Regions from separate parts of the Homo sapiens genome. Here region 2 is linked to region 1. The links are chromatin contacts, found by Hi-C or POLR2A ChIA-PET in ENCODE. All regions are on one chromosome and are shown on one strand. The core of a region is the stretch at or near the end of the contact, and the rest is flanking DNA. Distances in the headings are between cores, read along the strand shown.

What was found. Hi-C counts contacts between places; a loop is a spot of excess contacts on that map. ChIA-PET counts read pairs that join two places held with the same protein, here RNA polymerase II (POLR2A). Pooled maps may share reads with other maps.
Region 2: a loop to region 1 is called in a pooled map, with 6 times the contacts of the local background. The contact joins two enhancer-like sites. A Hi-C loop is called at or near these places in 1 of 50 pooled maps. POLR2A ChIA-PET finds 5 or more read pairs at or near these places in 2 of 52 experiments (PC-3 and activated T-cell).

Annotation. Positions count from the first base shown.
Region 1 is chr3:53,100,291-53,106,729 of GRCh38, forward strand. It overlaps RFT1 (RFT1 glycolipid translocator homolog), which reads right to left. Exons shown (of 13, transcript NM_052859.4): 9 at 5,383-5,513; 10 at 3,663-3,807. Among named protein-coding and RNA genes, the nearest start is that of RFT1, 27 kb to the right of the region's middle. RefSeq lists enhancers at 2,476-2,525, 2,525-3,026. Within about 2 kb of position 2,546, at least 2 of the 41 ENCODE cell types and tissues checked have a DNase peak (open chromatin) inside an H3K27ac peak, as active enhancers do.
Region 2 is chr3:52,212,327-52,218,765 of GRCh38, forward strand. It overlaps ALAS1 (5'-aminolevulinate synthase 1), which reads left to right. Exons shown (of 12, transcript NM_000688.6): 11 at 1-94; 12 at 1,694-2,001. The coding sequence ends at 1,854. Among named protein-coding and RNA genes, the nearest start is that of TLR9, 10 kb to the right of the region's middle. Within about 2 kb of position 5,190, at least 29 of the 41 ENCODE cell types and tissues checked have a DNase peak (open chromatin) inside an H3K27ac peak, as active enhancers do.

The DNA.
Region 1 (6,439 bases), core at 1,296-3,795:
AACAAGCTTCGGAAAAATCTTCTAAGCAGAGAACAGGAGGCTTACAAATGGGATTGATTCCCCCCTTTTAAGAGGGCCATAATCAAGCACCTAATAAAATAAACAAACACCTAACCTACGACCCAGCAATTGCACCCCTAGGTATATATCCAACAGAAATGAACACACATGTTCACAAAAACACTTACACAAAAGCATCTGTAGCAGTTTGATTCATAATAGCCAAAACTGACCATCAACAGAAGAAAGAATAAACAAAACGTGGGCCATCCACACAAAGGAATACTTAGCAAGAAAAGATAATAAAAATCACTGATCCATGCGAAACCATGGAAGAATCTCAAAAACTTTATATTGAAGGAAATATGCCAAATGCAAGAGCGCACATGCTGCATTTCATTGATATAAAATTACTTTTAAAAGAAATACTGATCCATGGTGATAGAAATCAGATTTCTTCTGATTTCTCTTTGTCTCTGAGGTGGAGTGGGGTAGTTGACTAGAAAGGGTCCCAAAAGAACTTTCTGGGGAAATGGAGATATTCTATGTCTGAATCTGTTTGGTAGTTACATGGGATTTTTTGTACATATTTGTCAAAACTTACCAAACTGTACTCTTAAGAGAACAGCATTTTACTTTATGTAAATTATACCTCAACAAAGGGAGAAAAAAAACTCCCAAAAAAAACACATAACCACTGAAAGAAAAGGAGGGGGACTGAAGTTCCGGAGTCTCAGAATCTGGAACTCATTCAGGGTTTATGAAAGCTGTTTAATACAAAAGATCTCCATGCTGTGGGACCCCTAAACAGTTTTATGGCAGTCACAAAATTATAAAAGGAATACTAACAGGGCAGCCCCGACGCTCAACAAAAAACCGTTTTCCACGGCCCTGTCTCAGATTCCATGTTTATCACCTCACATTGCATTTTGCTTGTCAAGCCGCTGCAGGAAGTAGCCTGGCCCCCACCCCAGCTGACGGTGACTCCAGGAAGGGAGGCGGGGACCAGGCTCTGCACCCGGGAGGCTCAAGGCTATGCTCAAGTGTGCCTCCTGCTTCTCCCCAACCTCCTCTCCCTGGCAGAAGCAGAGAAGAGTGGGGGGCCTCCTTACGTGGTAACTGAACGCTAATGGCACAGGAGGGCCCATCAGTAGGTGAACAGTGGGCTGTCGTGAGGCATGGAGAACACAAACTCTGGCACCAATCAGTGACTCACGTAAAGGGTTTTGTGTCCATTTGGGGAATTCAAGAATGGAACCAACCTTCGATTGTAGACTGAATTGAGGGGTGTTTTAAGTTGAACTGTCCCCCCAAAATAGATATGTTAATGTCCTGACCAGTGGTACCTGAGAATCTGTCCTTATTTGGAAACAGGGTGTTCATGAAGAAAACTGAGTTAAAATGAGGTCATTAGGGCAGGCCCTGATCCTATATGACAGGTGTCCTTATAAAAAGGGGAAACTTGGTCAGGTGCAGTGGCTCATGCTTGTAATCTCAGCACTTTGGGAGGCTGAAGGGGGGCAGATCATCTGAGGTCAGGAGTTTGAGACCAGCCTGGCCAACATGGCGAAACCCCGTCTCTACTAAATATACAAAAACTTAGTCGGGTGTGGTAGGGTGTGCCTGTAATCTCAGCTACTCGGGAGGCTGAGGCGGGAGTCTCTTGAACCCGGGAGGTGGAGGCTGCAGTGAGCCGAGATCACACCACTGTACTCCAGCCTGGGTGATAGAGTGAGACTTCATCTCACTAAAAAAAAAAAAAAGTGGGGGAAACTTGCATTGAGGCAGACACGTGCAGGGAGATGATGACGTGAAGAGCGCAAGGGGGATGATGACGTGAAGACAGAGAGAACACAGCCATGTGACCGCAGTACTGCAGCTGCAAGTCAAGGAACGCCAGGATGCCAGCAACCATTAGCAACTAGAAGAGGTAGGAAGGGGCCTCTCCTCGAGCCTTCAGAGAGAACACGGCCCTGGCCATAGCTTCATTGTGCACTTCTGGCCTCCAGAACTGACGGACAATATGTTCTGTTGTTTAAAGCCACGCAGTCTGTGGTACTTTGTCATGGCAGCCCTAGTTCATTAAGACAAGGGGATAGAGAAGGAAAAAAGTAAAAGGCAGAGGGACAAGAGAGAAGCACCTAAGAGAGAAATGTAAGAAATCTTGGGGAAATTCTGTGAATGTGTGGGTTTTGCTTAAGGATAGAAAAGCTAGGTGTTGTTCTGTGAGTTACCAAGAAAAAAGAAAAGAAAAGAAAAAGCAAAGCAAAGCTAGGTGTGAGAAGGATTTCTAAGAAAAGCCTCTAGAACACTTACAAAGACCCTAATTAAATGCAGGGCTAATCCCAAACAACGGAAGAGAAGCCACACCCCTACACAAAAGCCTGTCCGTGCTGTGTCCGAGTCCCACATCTGGAGATGGCCAGTACAGCTCACAGGTAAGTAGTCCACTTCCAGGGTGAAGACAAAGACAAGTACACAACTGGGGACAGCAGTGTTGCGAGTTCCACTTTCAAAACTAAGATGATGGGCTGAGTCATGATAATGATGGGACAGCCCCCTCCTTGAGGCAACGCCCTGTGATTGTGTGACATTAGAGGCTGCTCCTTGGTGATTGCTTTCTAAAGGGGAAGAGCTGCTACAGAATAGTCGAGTTCCCAATCTCTGCCCATAAACTTACTAATGCCTTCCTCATGAGGCCTCCCCACAGCTGCCAGATGGAAATACACTTCTCACAGCACAAGCCCCAGGGAGCTGCAAACCACTTCACTGGTTTCACAGCAGGTGTTTCTCCAAACTTAATGACCTTTGCTCTGGTATAGAAACCTGGCCCTTCCTCCCCTAACACCAAAAGTTTGGGCCCCATTGTAGTGGAGACTAAAACATGCTAGTGAACTTGTAAAATGGCATTTGACAAAGCCCTTTATATTGAGATGGGGCAGCAGAAAGAAGTCCTCAGCGTTCTTGTCCAGCGACCTGAGAAATTAAAAACATCTTTGCTAAACCCAAGATGAAGCACTGCAAATGGACTGCCAGCTTACAGCCCAGCACATTTTGAAATTGATGAAGTCCCCAAGACCTAACAAGTGCTGTGAGATCCTCAGCGGCCTGGTGTTTCAAAATTAGACACATTCAATACTTTTCTTCTTCAAAAACTGAGAGTCACTGGATTAAATATACCATTTTATTTGCAGAGATCAATTTTATTCTCTGCAAATGGCTTTGGGTTATCCTTCAGAGGCTTTTATGCACTAGGCTGGGAGATTTATGTGGCATTTACTATCTTCAGATGTGTTTAGTACCAAGTGGAGACTCATTACCGTCTGCCCTCTGCCTTCCTCCCTCACCCCAGAGGGAGCACAGGGAAGCGCTTGGCAAAACACATTCTAGGCCCGAGAGGAAAGCCAACAGCAAGGAGAAGTCCTAATAACTTCTCCAAGTGAGGCTGGGGAAGCTGATTGTCCTGGCGCCAACGCCCCTGCCTATACCTTGAGTGTGTGTCTGGAGTTGAACGAGGGGAACAGTCCCACAGCCCCTGCCACCAGACAGTTTTCCCTACACTGACACAGATAACAACTGTGTGTGCACAAGTTCTTGAATTTCGTGACTCTTCTATTTATGTTGGGAAATCAGAAAAAATCCAGAAAAACTCTTGTGCGTACCGGATCCTGAGCTAAGCATGGTCCCTCCGTAGATATCCAGAGCCAGCTGAGAATAGGCAAAGCCAAAAACAGTGATGGTCAGGCCGGCCAGCAGGGCCAGCTTGAGCAGGGACTCCAAGACTGCAGCAGCCACAGCAACGTCCTCCTGGGGCCAGGGAAGAGGGAAGGAAGTTGGATGAATCATGAGCTGAAGAAAACCTTCATCCTTCACGTCTGGCCTTCTCCCTTCACTGTTTTACAGTTCACTCTTCCAACAGCGTGATGGATATCACTATTTTTTTGTAGTGTGTTTGTTTTCACGTCAGTTAGCAAATGAAGGAAAAAGTGTGTGTCTCCTTAGGTCGTAAGGGGGAGGGTTAGTTTTCAATTCACTTGGGATAAATTGTTTCAAATATTGCTTAGGAAACACTCACTTTCCCCTCTGATATTTGTTCTTTTTTTTTTTTTTAAATAGAAATAGAGAAGGGAGTCTCACTATGTTGACCAGGCTAATCTCAAACTCCTGGCCTCAAGCAATCCTCCTGCCTTGGCCTCCCAAAGCGTGAGGCTTACAGGCATGAGCCACTGCACCAGACCACTAATATTTATTCTTAAATGTGCAGCAAGTTTTCATATACACTAGCCAGCTCTGTGCTTCTCCTGCTAAACATTCCAAAATTATGATGATACTGTGAAGGTACTCTTAGGAAAATATTCCTAAATCAGACTGAGTACCAGATTAGCTCATTTTGAGATATTGTGCATAAACTGTATTTTACTAAATTTCTTCTAAGACAAGCAAGAGGCTGAACTAGCTTGCTATTCTAAGAAAAGTCAGACATTTTCAGTGGTTTTGGAAAAAGTGAAGCTCCTACAACAAAATACTCCTAGATTAAAATCTCTTCTTCTGTATTTACCAACCCGAGTATACAGAATCTTACAGTCAGAGTGTAGCTCTGGGCATGTCCCAGTTGTAAGAAGCTTAAATAATTGGTGTGGTGAGCGAAAGCCAACAACCACTTCCTCTCCTCCCTATGCCCTTGATTAGCCTGGCTCCAACTTCTGCATCCTTTGGCTCTTGAGACTCTGAGGATAAGGGAAGCATTCTTACGCCTAAGACTAGCCCATGGCTGGGCATCTGCAGGGCAATGGGGACAGCTTTAGAGTCCTGAGAGGGCTGGATCAAGAGTAAGGTCACATGGCCAGGTATGGGGGCTCACACCTGTAATCCTAGCACTTTGGGAGGCTGAGGTGGGCAGACTGCCTGAAGTCAGGAGTTCAAGAGCAGCCTGGCCAACATGGCAAAACCCCATCTCTACTAAAAATACATAAATTAGCTGGGTGTGGTGGCGCATGCCTGTAGTCCCAGCTACTCAGGAGGCTGAGGCAGGAGAATCGTTTGAACCTGGGAGGTGGAGGTTGCAGTGAGCCGAGGTCATGCCACTGCACTCCAGGCTGGGCGTCAGAGCAAGACTCTATCCCCGCCCCCCCCCCCAAAAAGAGTAAGGTCACAACGAATAACAAAGGTGTGAGAAGGAAGGGACAGCCAAGAGCAAAGCAAGAAGGCCACGAAAGAAGAGGTGAGCCCTGGGTCCCACTATCATGAAGAATGTAATAGAAGAATGAAATCTATAAGAAAATTCCTGATCAAACAGAAGAGAAACAGACTGCTTCACACTCCTGTCTGTCTTGCAATTAAAGGGAGAATTCACTTGAGAGATGACATAAGAACCAACATTACCTGCTTCTGAAGTGTGGCATCCTTTCCCCTCTCCAGCACCTTAGCAAAAAATATATAAAAACTTTCCTCTATTGGCTGGAAAATTAATCTGGCCACAAGGGAGCCAAGATTATTCACTATATCATACACACCTACAAAACAAAAAAGAAGAAACAACAATCATGTTGGTTTTTCTATTTTAATTTTTATAGCACTATTAAAATTATTTAATATTTTCATTAAAGTTTGTTTATCTTGAGATAATTATAGATTCACACAGAGTTATAAGAAGTAATAGTGGCCAGGCACGGTGGCTCATGCCTATAATCCCAGCACTTTGGGAGGCCAGGGTGGGTGGACTGCTTGAGCCAGGGAGTTTGAGATGAGCCTGGGAAACACGGAAAAACCCTGTCTCTACAAAAATGGAAAAATTTAGCCAGGCGTGGTGGTGTGCATTTGTAGTCCCAGTTATTTGGGAGGCTGAGGTGGGAGGATCACCCAAGCCCAGGAGGTTGAGGCTGCAGTGAGCTGTGATGGTACCACTGCACTCCAGCCTGGGCAATAGAATGAGACCCTGTCTCAAAAAATAAAAAATAAATAAAAAAGACAAAAAAATAGGAAGTAATAGAGGGATCCCATATATACCCTTTACCCAGTGGTAACATTTTGTAAAACTATAGTACAATATCACAACCAGGATACCAACGATGATACAGTCAAGATACAGAATGCTTCCATCAACAGTACTTTCTTATACAGGTCATTAATGCAAAGTTGATGTTTTTCTATTTGATTTCAGTTACTTTGGGATTACATTAAAAGATAAAAATGAAAATACTGAAAGACTATCTAGCCACACAAACATGGGGCAGATTTTTGTGGCTGTGACAGTGAGCTCCCTTTTCTCCTCTCTTGGCACCTCCCACCTCCCAAAATGAACACCAGAGCTCTCAGGAGGCAAAATAGAGGGCCGGGGTCTCACCAGAATACCTGACACCAAAGTCATGTTGGAGGGCATAGTCAGTACAAAGACCTACAATTTACAATCTTCAGGATTTTCTTTAATCTTCAGGTTCAT
Region 2 (6,439 bases), core at 3,940-6,439, 890 kb before region 1:
GCAATCAATTACCCTACGGTGCCCCGGGGAGAAGAGCTCCTACGGATTGCCCCCACCCCTCACCACACACCCCAGATGATGAACTACTTCCTTGGTGAGTACCTGGGGAGCTGCTGGTGCCTCACTGAGGAGTTGCATAAAGCTGTCTTTGCAGTGTTTATAATTGAAGCCCTTCAGAGGCATTCAGATTTGTTTCTTCTTCTTTTTTTAGTTTTTTTTTTGAGACAAGAGTTTCGCTCTTGTTGCCCAGGCTGGAGTACAATGGCACAATCTCGGCTCACCGCAACCCCTGCCTCCCAGGTTCAAGCGATTCTCCTGCCTCAGCTTCCTGAGTAGCTGGGATTACAGCCATGCGCCACCACGCCTGGCTGATTTTGTATTTTTAGTAGAGATGGGGTTTCTCCATGTTGGTCAGGCTGGTCTCGAACTCCCGACCTCAGGTGATCCACCCACCTCAGCCTTCCAAAGTGCTGGGATTACAGGTGTGAGCCCTGGTGCCCGGCCTGTTTCTTCTTTTTCCAAGTAACTAAGCATGCCCTCAAATGGTTCAAAACCCTAAAAGGTATTTATTGTCTGATTCACATCAAGAGGGTGGAGAGTCATTTTGGGAGCTCTGAGGGAGCCTGGGAATCCGCTCAGTGTTTCCAGTGCCCCCTTGTCTACGTGGCTGAAGGATGCACAGTAATGACTTGCAGGGAGAAGAGGCCTCTGAAGGCTTGAGTCCCCGCTGTCCCTCCGGAGTCCACCTCACATTTGTCTTCACCACTGCCCTCTACTCCATGATGTTGTATAATCCTTGAATAACCCCACACCTAATCGCCTCTGATAAGAGGAATTGCTCAATATTTTCAACTGCCCCGTGGTTCTATACTGCTCCACCCATGTCCAACCTAAAGGCAGAGATGGAAGGGGGCTATTAGCCACAGGTCACCTCTGCCTCGAAGGTACATTGCCTTCCCAAGCCCGCCCAGCGTGGCTCAGCTTCCTCACAGGCTCTCTGTTCTGTTGGAAATGCTGGGTTTAAACTGTCACGTGGCAGTGTTGGAGCAGCTTCTTCCCTACAGGCCTGTGAAATCAAGCCCAACTCTGGGTTTTATTTTTCTCTTTATTTATTTTTATAAAAGCCTTAAAATTTTTATAAAAGCCTTATCTCAGTAGAGATATAGCTCACTTACCATAAAATTCACCCTTTTAAAGTATCCAAGTCTATGATTTTTAAGTACACTCCCAGTGTTATGCAACCATCACTTCTATCTGATTCTAGAACATTTTCATCACCTCAGAAGCCCCTACCCATTAGGAGTCACTCCTCTTTTCCCCATCCCCAGCCCCTGTCAACCACGGCTCTTTCTGTCTCTATGGATTTGCCTTTTCTGGACCTTGTGTCTAAGTGGAATCATACCGCCTGTGCTCCTTTGTGTCTGCCTTCTTCCAGCATCATGTCTGCAAGGCTCATCCATGCTGTAGCATTCATCAGCACTTCATTTCTTTCTGTTACCAAATAACCTTCCATTGTACAGATTTACCACATTTTGTTTATCCGTCTATTGGTGGACATTTGGTTGTTTCTCTTGTTAACTATTATGAATAATGCTGCTATGAACATTTGTGTACAAGTTTTTGTGTGGACATATGTTTTCATTTCTCTTGTGTATATTACTCCCTTTAATATTTAAAAACTGTTTCTCCTCAGAGAATCTGCTAGTCACATGGAAGCAAGTGGGGCTGGAACTGAAGCCTCATTCCTCAGCTGAGTGCAACTTCTGCAGGAGGCCACTGCATTTTGAAGTGATGAGTGAAAGAGAGAAGTCCTATTTCTCAGGCTTGAGCAAGTTGGTATCTGCTCAGGCCTGAGCATGACCTCAATTATTTCACTTAACCCCAGGCCATTATCATATCCAGATGGTCTTCAGAGTTGTCTTTATATGTGAATTAAGTTATATTAAATTTTAATCTATAGTAAAAACATAGTCCTGGAAATAAATTCTTGCTTAAATGGTGGTTCTTTCTGCTATTGGCTACTGGATAACATTCTTCATTGGCTAGACACAGTGGCTAACACCTGTAATCACAACACTTGGGAGGCCAAAGCAAGAGGATCACTTTAGGCCAGGAGTTTGAAGCTGCAGTGAGCCATGATTGCTCCACTGCACTCCGGCCTGGGTGACAGAGCAAGACTGCCTCTGAAATAAAAAATAATAATTGTCATCATCCCTTTAAGTTCAGTCTGTATTCTAGGAATGAATAAACTGAATGAAGTACTGGAGCTCTGGTAATGGCTTCAGAGGAGGAGCAGCAGAACCTCCCACTGCTTGAGCCCTGCTACCTCCTTAATGCCTACTGTATCCAGTGGCTGACCCAGCCGCACCCGGCAACTGAACAGTTTTGAAAGAGTGACACCACCTTGGCGGCCGGTTTCACTTTAAACTTCTCACTTCACATCTTCAATGGACAGTCAGTGCTGCCCAGCAGTCCTGCTACAGCTGCCTCCCCCTGACTTTCCCTTTCAGCTACTGCCTTGACCCCATTCTTCCCTGTGAAAGTCTGGGCGTCAGAAGACTGGCTTGTCTGTCACCACCCTGTCCTCCAGCCTGTCAGCTTCCTGCACCTGTAGTTGTGTCCCATCCAGCAAAGGCAGAGGGGTTTGTGCTCCTCATCCTGCCTCTCTCCGTTTGTATTTCAGGTCCTGTTGTTTCTTGCATGGTCCTGCAGCCATCTCTTTGCTGCAGAATTTCTCCCCCTCTGCTGGTTCATTCTCCTTGGCCTGCAGAGGCTTTGTCCCCCTTCTGAAAAATAAGCTCTCTCTGTCCAGACCCCCTTCTTGCTGCCCCTGCCCCTCTGTGCTGCCCCTGTTCTAAGCAGTTGCCCTTTCATCCCTGTTCTCTAGGAAGGCTGCTCGTCTCTCACATCTGTCTCTATCTTGCCAAGTCCGGTGGCCAGTTCTGTCTTCCTTTGGTGGATCTCAGTGGTATTTGCAGTGGTTGTCCTTGGCCTTTTTGAAGCTTCTCCTCTAAGCGTCTGTGCCACTAACCTCTGCCGATTGTTCTCCCCCTGCCCCATGAGCTGGTTCTTGTTCCATTTGGGTGGGTCTTGCTGTGAATGTTGACGGCCCCACCAGGCTCGTCTCTTAACTGTACTCAACTCCCCCACCCCACAGAATCTCTCGCAGCCTGGGCTTTGAGCTGCATCTGTGCACTGCCATCTCTGCCTGGGTGTCAAACAGGTACCTCCAACCACACAGGCACGGAGGGCACCCAGGGTCTGCTGCCCCTCGCTGCCTGGTCTTCTTCTTGCCTTCTCATCTGCCCAGGCACCCAGACCTCTCCTGTGGAAATCAGCCCTTTCCCTCACATGCACACTACTAGCAAGTCCTGTAAGTTCCACCTCTGAAGTGCATCTCAGGCCCGGCCACATCTCATCCCCTCCTCTGCCGCCACCCTCATCATGCCACCATATGGCATCTGCCCAACTCACCCCAAGAGCAGCCTTCCTAGAGAAGATCTTTTAAAAATAAAATCAGATCATGTCCCTACCCTGCAGAAAACTTTCCTGGGTCTTCCAGTCACAATCCGGTTAAATTCTAAATTCAGGCTGGGCATGGTGGGCATGGTGGCTGATGCCTGTAATCCCAGCCTGTAATTCCAGCACTTTGGGAGGCTGAGGTGGGAGAATTGTTTCAGCCCAGGAGTTTGTGAGAGCAGCCTGGGCAACAATGGGAAATCCTCTCTCTACAAATAATTTAAAAATTAGCCAGGTGTGGTGGTGCACACCTGTAGTCCAGCTGCTCGGGGGAGGCTGAGGTGGGAGGATCGTTTGAGCCCAGGCAATCGAGGCTGCAGTGAGCTGAGACTGCATCACTGCACTCCAGCCTGGGAGACGGAGCGAGACCCTGACTCAAAAACCCTAGGCCAGGCATGGTGGCTCACACCTGTAAGTAATCCCAGCACTTTGGGAAGGCAAGGCAGGTAGATCACTTGAGGTCAGGAGTTCGAGACCAGCCTGGCCAAGATGGTGAAACCCCATCTCTACTAAAAATACAAAAAATTAGCCAGGCGTAGTGGCATGCACCTGTAATCCCAGCTACTCGGGAGGCTAGGCAGGAGAATCACTTGAGCCCAGGAGGTGGAGGTTGCAGTGAGCCGAGATCATGCCACTGCACTCCAGCCTGGGTGACAGAGTGAGATTCCATCTCAAAACAAAACAAAACCCTAAGCTCCTCACACAGGCTGACAAAGTTGGGATCAAGGTCCCATCCAGTTCTCCAGACCCGTCTCCCATCCTACCCTCGTTTGTTCACTGTGGGCCTCAAATACCTAGGTTCTCTGCAACTTCCAGGCCCTGGTGTGAGCCATTCTTTCTCTGCCAGTATGCTTCTCCCCTGGATCATGGTGTGGCTGCCTCTCTTCACTCAGACAAGGGTCCCCAAGGAGACCATGCTGAGCATGCCGGCTAAGGCAGACCGTCTTGCAGTCTCACCATTGCTTGGCCTCTGACATGATGCCCTTCAGAGCTCTGGTCACCACCCACAATGACTTTTCCCCTGCTGGCCATTTGCCCTGTTGTAATGTCATCTCCCTGAGGACAGGTGCCCTGTATTCTCACTTCCGTGTCCTTAAAGTCCAGCACAGTGCCTAATACATAGTGGATGCTAAACAAATGTGTACTGAATGAAAGAAAAAGAAACCCAATGGCAACAGGTCAAGTTTACTAGAAAGACTGAGACAGCTGAAGCAAAACCAAGCAGCTGGAGTTGAGCAGAGTCCTTTGACCTCGCCTCCCTTCTCGTAGCTCTAGAAACGGCAGCTGTGTTTTCTCCTCTCTGTACAGAGTTGGGCTGGCACCCCTTCCCAGGAAGCTGGCAGTGGGCCTGGGGCACACACCCTCAGAGCTCGGCTGAGTCACACTCCCATCAGATAAAACCATACACCTAGGCAGGCTACAGGGCTTGATGGAAACCACATCACCTCGGAATCATGATTCAGTTCCTTCCTGCTCAGGAAACGAGCCTCGCTTAGCATTCCTGGCTCTGCTGCCTCACAGGAGCTTTCAGGGCTTTCCATTGTCCCTGTCATTCCCACGCCCAGGACTCCATCACCTCCCTTCCTTCAAATGGGATTGTTCTCCTCCAGCTGGGGTAATGTTGCTACCTGAATGCTTAGGAAGATCCACTCTTCCTTCGTAAGACCCAGAGCCAGCAGAAGCAAGGCCCTCAGGTGCATGTGCCCCTCCCTGCTTCTTGGGGTTATGAGAACGAAGGACCGGGTGATCTGCAGGAAGTAGGCGGGATTCGTGAACTGCTTAAAAATGGAAGTTTGGGCCGGGCTCCATGGCTCACGCCTGTAATCCCAACACTCTGGGAGGCCAAAGCAGGTGGATCACTTGAGGTCAGGTGTCCGAGACCAGCCTGGCCAACATGATGAGACCCCATCTCTACTAAAAATACAATAAATTAGCCAGGCGTGATGGTGCGCACTTGTAATCCCAGCTACTTGGGAGGCTGAGGCAGGAGAATCGCTTGAACCCGGGAAGCGGAGGTTGCAGTGAACCAAGATCACACCACTACACTCCAGCCTGGGTAACAGAGCGAGAGTCCGTCTTACAAAAAAAAAAAAAAAGAAAGAAAAGAAAGGAAGTTTGGCTTTTATAAGCAACTCTAGTGTGAAACTACGATGTCATGAAAGTTCTCTAAGGATATTTAGAAGCTGACGGCATTAAATAAGGTGTCCTAAAGGGAAAAGGGCAAACTGTATTTGAAATCTTAGTGAACAGACATTCCTCTCCTTGAAGTTTTCCTCTATCAGGTTGCCTGAGTCTCATGCCTGCTCCTCTACTTCCTTGTGCTGGGAAGCACTCTCTGCTCCCCAACACGAGGGGATAACACCAGGTCCATGGACTTTCCCAGGAGCCCTGGTCCTGCTCCCAGAGACAGCTACTGTCCCAGCTGCATGTGCCTCTGATGCAACCACATCTGAACCCTGTCAGTGCCCTGGGAGGCACTGGGTGGAGAGAGAAACACTGAAGCCACATCAGTTGAGGGTCCTGCGTGTAAATCCCATCACCTAATAATAACTGAGGCCCTGCTCAGTGTTTCAGACCCTTACCCATAGTGTACGAATCCCTCCAACGTCCTGCAGAGTGGCGCTGCTCATTCCCATTTATAGAGCGAGCAAGCTGAGGCTCCAGTAGGGGAGGTCACCTGCCTGAGACAATCCAAATGGCAGAACTGGCAGGCAAGCCCAGGCAATCTGGCCTGAGTCCTGTCTCTTTCCTGGCCGTGCTGATGGGCAAGGATGGCCGCCGTGTGGAGGAGAGAACCTGGAGCCATCTCTGAGTACCCTTCCTGACTACAATGCAGAGGGCGCCGCCTCCCACCCAGCCCCACCCTGGCCCAGCTCCAACCACTTCCTGCAGGACCTGAGATAGTGGTGCGCGGCTTCTC